2 separate regions of the Homo sapiens genome follow, and region 2 is linked to region 1. A link is an interaction called in ENCODE POLR2A ChIA-PET data of the cell type or tissue named here. Cell type or tissue: CD4-positive, alpha-beta T cell. All regions are shown on one strand. Links, peaks and the distances in the headings refer to the core of each region. The heading gives the core; the rest is flanking DNA. Region 1 overlaps SAG (S-antigen visual arrestin). Region 2 overlaps INPP5D (inositol polyphosphate-5-phosphatase D).

Region 1 (4,380 bases), core at 137-4,136:
GGTGGGGTGTGGCCAGCATCAGGACCATTCTAAGGCTGTCCTGAGACAGCTGGAAGTCTGAACTGCCTCTCTGGGAAAGGACTTCCTTTCCCTAATCAAGTTTCCCTGGATAGGTAAAAGCAGCTGTCCCCTATCCTGCCTCCAGTGTCTACAGGAAGCTCTTTACAGAAATCTGCCAGAGCCCAAGGTGGCCCACATCCTACCATCTGGGTCCTGGTGGAACCTCTCTTAATGAGCGTAATTTGAGCATTGAAAAAAGCAGAAACAGCATTGTAAAGATGGCTGGAATAGGAAGAGGGCCCTTGGGGTTGGGCTCAGAGGATGGACTTTTTGTGTTTGTGCAGAGCTTGCCAAAGGACTATGCCAAGGCTCTGGGGCCACTCCCCAGAGCTTCAGGATGTGGGTTTGGATGGTGGGGAGCAGCTTGGGAGTCAGGTCTGTCCTGGTTCCGTGGAAGCCTGCCCACTAAAGCCCCAGAAGCCACAGGGCTCTGGGACGATGGCTCCTGCTCTGCAGCTTTCTGAGTGGCCTCTAGCTTCAGACTTGTCAGCATGGTCCAGTCCAGCTCCCAGGCTCCTCCAGCCTTTGGGGGACTTTGGAATGCTTTCCAGTTTCCTGGGAATCTTTGACCCAAAATGCACCCAACACTTTGAAAGAGGACCAGGTGATGGAATACATATTAGGGGAAAACTCAGCCAGGATCCTTTGCTCCCATGTTGCTGAGCACATGAGGAAAGGTGAACCAGGGCCAAGACCCCTCCAGGGCACAGGGATGTGCGAGGATCCCCTAAAGGCAGAACAGAGCCCAATCTTGGCAGAAAGGAGGCAGTGAGTGGTGGTTCTTTCCTGTCTCCCTCCCTTGTAGACCTACAGTTTGAATCTGTTTTGAATAACAGTAATAGTTTCTCCTAAAGTTGCCTTTTAAATATTCCCATATAGGCCAGGTGCGGTGGCTCACGCCTGTAATTTCAGCACTTTGGGAGGCTGAGGCAAGCAGATCACCTGAGGTCAGGAGTTTGAGACCAGCCTGGCCAACAGGTGAAACCCTGTCTCTACTAAAAATACAAAATCAGCCAGGCACGGTGGCTCACTCCTGTAATCCCAGCACTTTGGGAGGCCGAGGTGGGCAGATCACCTGAGGTCAGGAGTTCGAGACCAGCCTGGCTAACATGGTGAAACCCCATTTCTAATAAAAATACAAAAAATTAGCCAGGGGTGGTGGCGTGTGCCTGTAATCCCAGCTACTCAGGAGGCTGAGGCAGGAGAATCACTTGAACCCAGGAGGCAAAGGTTGCAGTGAGTCAAGATCGCGCCATTGCACTCCTGCTTGGGCAACAAGAGCAAAACTCCGTCTCAAAAAAAAAAAAAAATACAAAATTAGCTGGGCTTGGTGGCGGGCTCCTGTAATTCCAGCTACTTGGGAGACTGAGTCAGGAGAATGGCTCGAACCTGGGTGGTGGAGGTTGCAGTGAGCTGAGATCTCACCACTGCACTCCAGCCTGGGCAACAGAGTGAGACTCCATCTCAAAAAAATCTATCTATTACCTTATATTATCTTAAGGAATCAGTTGTCTTTCATCATTCCCCTACCCTAACCTTCCTCTAACCCTGATAATATTTTTTACATACAACGGTGCTTAGAACATGCCAGCAAGGCAAAGAGTTAAGACCTGGTCGAGCTATCCTCTCGGGGGGCTGGAGGTGGGAGATCATCGCCCCCCACTCCAAGCCATGTATTAAATGAATCTATTTGACTTTGTGGCACACAGCAAAGCTGGGCAGGTCTCTCAGGCCAGCATAAAGGAACCATGGCAGGATTCTCATTTGTTTTTGATTCTAACAAAGGGGAAAAGTCATTCACAACAACAGGCTAAGAACAGATATATTCTAATCCAGTTGTCACTGGTATAAGATTTCAATTTGAGATCAAAAGATAGGGAATCCTAGCCTGGGCTGACAGTTCATTTGACCATCTTCTGGGAGGTGGAAATAGTACCAAATTCCTAACAATTCATTCCAAGGATAAATAGAAAAAGCCAGCTGATCCCATGGTGACATTTCTGTCTTTATTTCTCTCCTCTGCGTCATTCTTTGGCTTGCATTAATCCTCAGAACTCCTGTAAGATGGGCACAGAGGGGTGTGGTAGATGCAGAGCTAAGATGCTAACTTTCTGTGCAGCCCTCGAAGGGAGAAAGAGGAAGGAAGTGGAAGGCTGGCGAGCTAGCTGAACATTCTAGTTCCTTCTTCAGCAATAAACGGCGAGAAACTTGACACAGAAGGCTGAGACGCCCAGGAAACGGAAACCCCAACAGCTACTCACTGCGCTTCCTCCATAGCCACGGGCTTGACGTAATAATCACTCGAGTAGAGAACCACATTGGCCACCTGTTCCACTGCAAGGGGAAGACGGGAGTCCGGTGGTCAGCACTGGTCCCCCAACACGTGCACTTTCCCTGCGGCCTCCCAGGGTACACGCTGGTCTCTCCTCTCTGATGATGGTTTCCCTCCACTTCCAAGGCTAGGCTTTCTCAGCCCTCAGCTTCAAGGCTGGGGTTTTGAAGTCCTGTCTCCAGGCCATTTCTGGTCACCCATAACCTGCTCTGTATCAACTCCCACCCATGTCCCCTAAGGCTGCAGCTCCTGGGAGACCCCTCCTTTCCCCTGCTCAGCCCTTTCTAACATCCTCCATCTTACTTCATGAACATTGTCCTTCCTGTCCTCCAAGAGACTAGCTAGAGGCAGTACAGGACTGGTTGGTGGGTGGAACGTGGTGGATAGGAAGGTGGGCCTGGAGCCAGGCTGTTTGGGTGCCAATCTTGGCTTAGCCACTAACTGTGGGGTGAATTATTTATCTATTCTAAGCCTCAGTTTCCCCATCAGTAAAATGGGGGTAATAATTGCATCTAACTCATAGGGACGTTGTGATGATTAAAAAGATGACTTTTAATCACCTTTAAAATTAAGCTTGAGGATTTTTTTAAAAAATAAAGGCAGGGTCTCCCTATATTGCCCAGGCTGGTCTTGAACTCCTGGGCTCAAGGGATCCTCCCACCTTGGCCTCCCAAAGTACTGGGATTACAGGCGTGAACCACTGCACTCAGCCAAAGTTTGAGGATAAAGAAACAATTTGTGCAAGGCATGCAGTACAGTGCCCAGCCTATAGAAAGCAATTAATATTTTGTTTTTAAAAAGTTAACAGCTATCCGGGTGCAGTGGCTCACACCGGTAATCCCAGCACTTTGGGAGGCTGAGGCGGATGGATCACCTGAGGTCAGGGGTTTGAAACCAGCCTGGCCAACATGGCGAAATCCCCATCTCTACTGAAAATACAAAATTAGCCAGGCAAAATTGGTGCACGCCTGTAATCCCAGCTACTTGGGAGGCTGAGGCAGGAGAATGGCTTGAACCCAGGAGCTGGAGGTTGCAGTGAGCCGAGATCACACCACTGCACTCCAGCCTGGGTGACAGAGGGAGACTGTGAAAGAAAGGGAGGAAGGAAGGAAGGAAGGAAGGAAGGAAGGAAGGAAGGAAGGAAGGAAGGAAGGAAGGAAGGAAGGGAGGGAGGGAAAAGTCTAGAATTCCTTAGTCTGCACGCATCAGGATTTCTGACCCTCATCTGTGATGACTCACAGGGAAAAGTGGTATATGACACCTAGGGCCACTGCTCACCCTGGCTTGCCCGGGAGAGCCCATTTTAGGACTGGAAGTTCCACATCCTCAGTCCTGGGCCCTGGGACAGTCACCCCAAGATGCATAAGTCTAACTTTGTCTTGGTCATTGAATGTTTGAGTTAAAAAGTGAACTTAGAGGTTACCCTCACAGGTCATTCCATCATGTCTTCCTCATGAAAGAGCCAAATAAGACCATTATATAAGACCCCCTGTGCTTTGATGCTTTTTGAGCTTAGTTAATGTGTGGGAACAACAGGCAGAAGGCACCTCCCCTGTAGGATATGGGAAGGTCAGCCATGACATGATGGCCATTTGAGCCGAGACAGTCACACTTCACCATTTACAAAGCGCTTCCATGTGGGACCTCCTTCAAGCCACACAAAGCCTGGGAAGGTAGACAAGGAGCCCCTGCTGTGGATGCCAGCTGGGATCACAGAGCCCACAGCATGAGTCCACAAATTAGGCCTCACCCACAACAATGTGCTGCATCTGTCAACCACAATGAGCACTGTGGGGCCCTCCAGGAAGGCATAACCATGGAAAGAGATCACTTGCCAGGAATTTTGTTCCAAGACAAAAACCAGCCGTAAGTGGGCAGGAAGTTGAATGAGATAACTTGTAAGGCCTTTCTCCCTCCGCAGTCCTGCTGCCTATGACAGCAGAGACAAGTAGCCAGTTCCAAGGACCCAGAAGGGCCTTATCAGACCA
Region 2 (4,380 bases), core at 118-4,117, 250 kb after region 1:
CAACTGCTTAACAGTTCCAGAGCGTACTCAGGTCCCTGAAGACATGAAGCCCATAGCCCAAAGAGCAGAGCTGAGGGAGATGGAGTTCCAAAATTTACCCCTCCTTCCCCACCACTCCCAGCACTGCCTAGAATGCTCTAAAGCACCTCCAGCTCCCTGCTGTCTCCACCCTCCTCCCCAGCAGCTTCCTTGTGCTGGGAGGTATGTGTGTGATCTCTACTTTCCAGCAGTTTCTTGGCAGTCCTTGCCCAAGGCCACATCGCTGACCAAATTGGACTTGAACCCAGATCCCAGCCGGGAATGGAGTCTGCTTTCATTCTAGGGGCACCTCACTGATTTACCACAAGGGACAGATGCCACCTGGGATCAAATATTATCTATAACCATGTGAAGGGCAAGAGGCCAAGCTCTCTGAGAGGCCACATTGCCCTGTCTCCCTGTCCCTCTGGGCAGAGTCCTGGGCTCATCCTTCCCCAGGGGACTCCAGACAGGCTTGGAAACACCTTCTGGATTGGAAGGAAGAAAGCTTAGCCGGGGAGGCCGGGAGGCCTGGCTGTGAGTTCCAACTTCCGCAGTTCTCAGCAACACTCATATTTAGAACGAGGGGGTTGGATGAAGTTACAGTTTGCATCCTGCCCTCCCATCTCGGATTTTTTTTAAGTCTGTGAAAGATGGAGTGAGAGAAAAGAGTCCCCCAGGTGAGGCAGCTCCTCTCCCTGATTGATACAGGGCTGTCATGGGCTATGACACGTGGGCCAACTCCATGAAGTTGGTCTGCAAAGAACAAAGATGAGATCTTTGGTGTTGACAAGAGAACAGAAGTCCCCAGGAAAAGAGCTAAAGTTACTAAACTAAGAAACAATGAAAGCCTTTCGGTGCTTCACTTGGCAAAATTTCAGGCCAGATTCTTATTTTGGGGAGCCTCGTATTCTGGTGGCACTGAACAGGCTCAGGTGTCAGGAATGAGTTATTTAGAAACTGTGGCTAAGCTCAGAAAAGACTGTGAGGTTTTGCCTCAACATGAAAAGAGGAACTTGAGTTAAAATAGGCAGAGATCAATAACTGCTAAAGCTTCCCCGAAGGGCTCTGAGTCTGCTTAATTGGGCATGAGTGTGCACTTGGTCCTCAGTGGACGTCTGCTGTCATTTACTCTTGGAGGTAGATTTTCGAAGGTGAGTCCACCTGGGAGAATCCTATGAGAATTCCCCTTTAATTCACCTTGAAGGAAAACCTCTTCAGACCACCTAGGTCCACAGCTCCCTGTACCATGTCAGCTACTGCGGAGGTCACAGATCTAGTGCCGGGGTCAGGAGCAGAGAAGTCCAGCAGAGCCGCCCATCTTCTCTGAAAGCTGCCCGCCCACTGTCCTGGCTAAGCGGAGACCTTAAGGAGGCACGCTGCCCCCACGACTCTGTCCCCATCTCTGAGAGGCAGAGGGGGGTACCTGCTCCAAGACAGCCGATTCATACACAGACTGGCAGCCCCTGAGTGGCTCATGCGGAGAAAGCCGTGGAGGCTGAGCCATCAGACTCCTTCTTAGGACTGGGGACTGAGAAGGGAGGCTGCTGGCTGGGAAGAGCGGCCCCACAGAGAAGAGCTGATCCATGGGAGAAGCTGCGTGCAGACCCCATGCTCTTCTGGTTCCAAGGCCCTAGGGCGGCCTTCTCCTTCCTGGCTCTGCACATCTCCACAAAGGCTGCCCACCCCTTACCCCTTACAGAGTCAGCCAAGGCGAGTTTCTGTTCCCTGCACCACCACCACCCCCTGCCCAGTAGCCTGATGAGGCCCCGGATTTCATCAGCAGTTCCCAGGGTCACAAGATGTCACAGTAGCAAGAGTATGATGGTGACAGAGAGGGGCAAACCGGAGACGCAGTCTACACATTTACAGGCGGCGGGTGCCGACTCTACTAGAAGCCACAGAGTCATGTCTTTTCCAGTCATACTTAAAGTTTTCTTCACTTTGAAGGAAGAGAAGAAACCACAAAGGGAAAAAAGATCAAAAGCATCGACCAACTTTTAACTTAAGAGAGTTTGCCGACTCCTCTCAGCAAACCACCTATCACAGATGCCAACTCTGCCAGAAAAGCTCATGCCCTCCTAGACTTGAAAAAAATGGTAGAGGTCATTGAGGCCAACTGCCTGCCCCAGACAGGGCTCCCCTCCGCTGCTCACATCCCACACATGGTGAAGAGCCCCTGTCAGAGACAGACATTCCCATGGCAAATAGCTGCCAAGCGCTGGAAAGGACCTTCTCGTACTAGGTGTGCCAACATCTGCTCCTGGTGACTGCTAAGAACCAGGCCAAACCTGCGGGCGCCCTAGGCCAGTGGAAAGCCTTCAGCAGATGTGCCTTAGAGGCTGCAGTGGACTCAGGGGCAGGAGGATGAGGCAGCCGGCAGCAATGCCAGCCTAACTACGCAGGGAGTGGTTCTGCTTGAGCCTAAACTCGCATCTCCTAAGGAGGCCTCGCAGCAAATGCCCCTGGACCGGGCTGCATCACACATGCCCCTTGGGCCTCTCTCAATCACATCGCTCCTCGAAGCAATTCCTTCCATCCTCATAAGCTGTCTTCCTGAGGGGCGTTCTGCTCACCACGCTCTCCCTCTTGACAACTTCTGGAGGATTTTTGCCTCCAGGGACTTGCCTGTGGTCTCCCCACACCTTGAGTCCAGCTCCCTGTCTACTACTGCATCCTAGTTAGCACAAAATGAATCATTCCCTTCAAGCTTTGAAACTGAAGAGTGTACCCTGCCTCTCCCCTCCCACTTCCACTTTCTTTTCAAACAAACTCCTCCAACGCCGTCATTGCTCTTCCATGACATGATATCCAAACCTTTGTCGACCCCGGCTACTCTGCTTGGGACGTGGATGCACTGCTGTGCCTCTTACTCTAGTCCCTGAGAACTGAGCATCTCTCTCTCTCTCTCTCTGTCACGTGCACACACACACACACACACACACACCCGGGATGTGGAAACTTTGTCTCCTTCCTTCTTGCCACCTCCATGTGCTCTTCATGTAGCCAGATAACAATAGCTTTCCTGGCTTCCACACACTCAGTTGTCACATTTTGTGGCGAAACAAAGGCTTTAGTAAACCGTGCTTAGGGTGGCCTTCCCGGGCTTGGACGGGTGCAGCTGATTTTTGTTTTTAAATTTAACTGCAGCCTGGCGGGGTGGCTCATGCCTATAATCCCAGAACTTTGGGAGGCCGAGGTGGGCAGATCATTCGCTGTCAGGAGTTTAAGACCAGCCTGGCCAACATGGAGAAACCCCATCTGTACCAAAAATACAAAAATCAGCCGGGCATGGTGGCGGGCACCTATAATCCCAGCTACTAGGGAGACTGAGGCAGGGGAATCACTTGAACCTGGGAGGTGGAGGTTGCAGGGAGCCGACATGGCGCCACTGCACTCCAGCCTGGGTGACAAGAGTGAAACTCTGTCTCAAAAATAAAAAATATTAAAAAATGAACTGCAAGTTTTGCACATTTTGACTTTGCTTGGTGAAATCAGATGCAGTGAGCACCAGCCTCGGACAGAACAGAGTTCTACAAATGGAAAGGCACTGTTTTGTGCTAGTCTCGCAGCCCCTCAGAAAACACGGTCTGTTCTCCTGTAAGTTCACCTCCCTTCTCTCCCTCCTGAGCCACTTCCTCTCTCTCCTTTGAGAGACTGAAGACAACAGTCGGCCAAGCCACAGCCCCTCCTTTCCCTTCATCTCTGGACAGTCTGCTTCACCTTCGTTTCCTCTTCACACCTATGGACCACAAATAGCCTGTGGCATGCAACTCCGTCATGTCACAGAGCAGGGTCACTTGGAGGGCCCCAGTTTACCAGCTAAGCCACCCCATGGACACCTGGGAGGAAGCCAGGCTCAGCCAGGCCTTCACGTCCGGCTACCTGCGCGTGCACTTCCTTCCTCATCGTTTACACCCTTTCTCTGCCAGTATCGGCTGAAGTCAGGTTCAGATTTCTAGGTTTATAAAGGACTCACCTGAACAGTGAATTTATCATCTTCATTGGGCAGAATTCTGTAAGTGTAAACGCAATTCCGATACCTGAAATAGATCAAAGACTTTATTAGAACCCATGCAGGAAGACCCGGTTTCCTCTTAACTGAAAAGACAAGACTTCCTGACACAGCTTGAGGAATCTGGACACAAAGTCTCCGAATTTCGGAGCTGACCGTTCTCTTAAGATGGAGGTGAGTCCTGACGTCCAGCAATCGTGGGCTGAGGCACTCTTATTCCCCCACTGCTTCTGCACTCAGGGAGCACCAGGAAAAGGTTGGGGGGGGTCATTTAGGTGGGGACCCGGCAGCTAAAGGATCTGATCTAAAGGAGTCTGCCACATGGAGGGGCTTTCTTAACCTCTCGG

What was found. ChIA-PET counts read pairs that join two places held together with the same protein. Peaks named below come from ENCODE experiments on the same cell type or tissue, not always from the same donor. Only the 100,000 strongest peaks of a DNase experiment are listed, where the experiment ranks them.
Region 2: POLR2A ChIA-PET joins it to region 1 with 5 read pairs; 1 of 35 experiments calls an interaction of 5 or more read pairs at or near these places.

What each region holds. Positions count from the first base shown.
Region 1 is chr2:233,329,654-233,334,033 of GRCh38, reverse strand. SAG (S-antigen visual arrestin) reads right to left here. Exons shown (of 16, transcript NM_000541.5): 10 at 2,322-2,394. Among named protein-coding and RNA genes, the nearest start is that of DGKD, 23 kb to the left of the region's middle. RefSeq lists an enhancer at 3,775-4,380. In CD4-positive, alpha-beta T cell, for the core only: no CTCF peak of the experiment used is centred there; a DNase peak (open chromatin) is centred at 2,283; H3K4me3 peaks cover 430 bases; H3K27ac peaks cover 2,699 bases.
Region 2 is chr2:233,079,016-233,083,395 of GRCh38, reverse strand. INPP5D (inositol polyphosphate-5-phosphatase D) reads right to left here. Exons shown (of 27, transcript NM_001017915.3): 2 at 3,998-4,061. Among named protein-coding and RNA genes, the nearest start is that of INPP5D, 21 kb to the right of the region's middle. RefSeq lists enhancers at 943-1,092, 1,603-1,692. In CD4-positive, alpha-beta T cell, for the core only: no CTCF peak of the experiment used is centred there; DNase peaks (open chromatin) are centred at 1,945, 2,945 and 3,765; H3K4me3 peaks cover 1,937 bases; H3K27ac peaks cover 3,880 bases.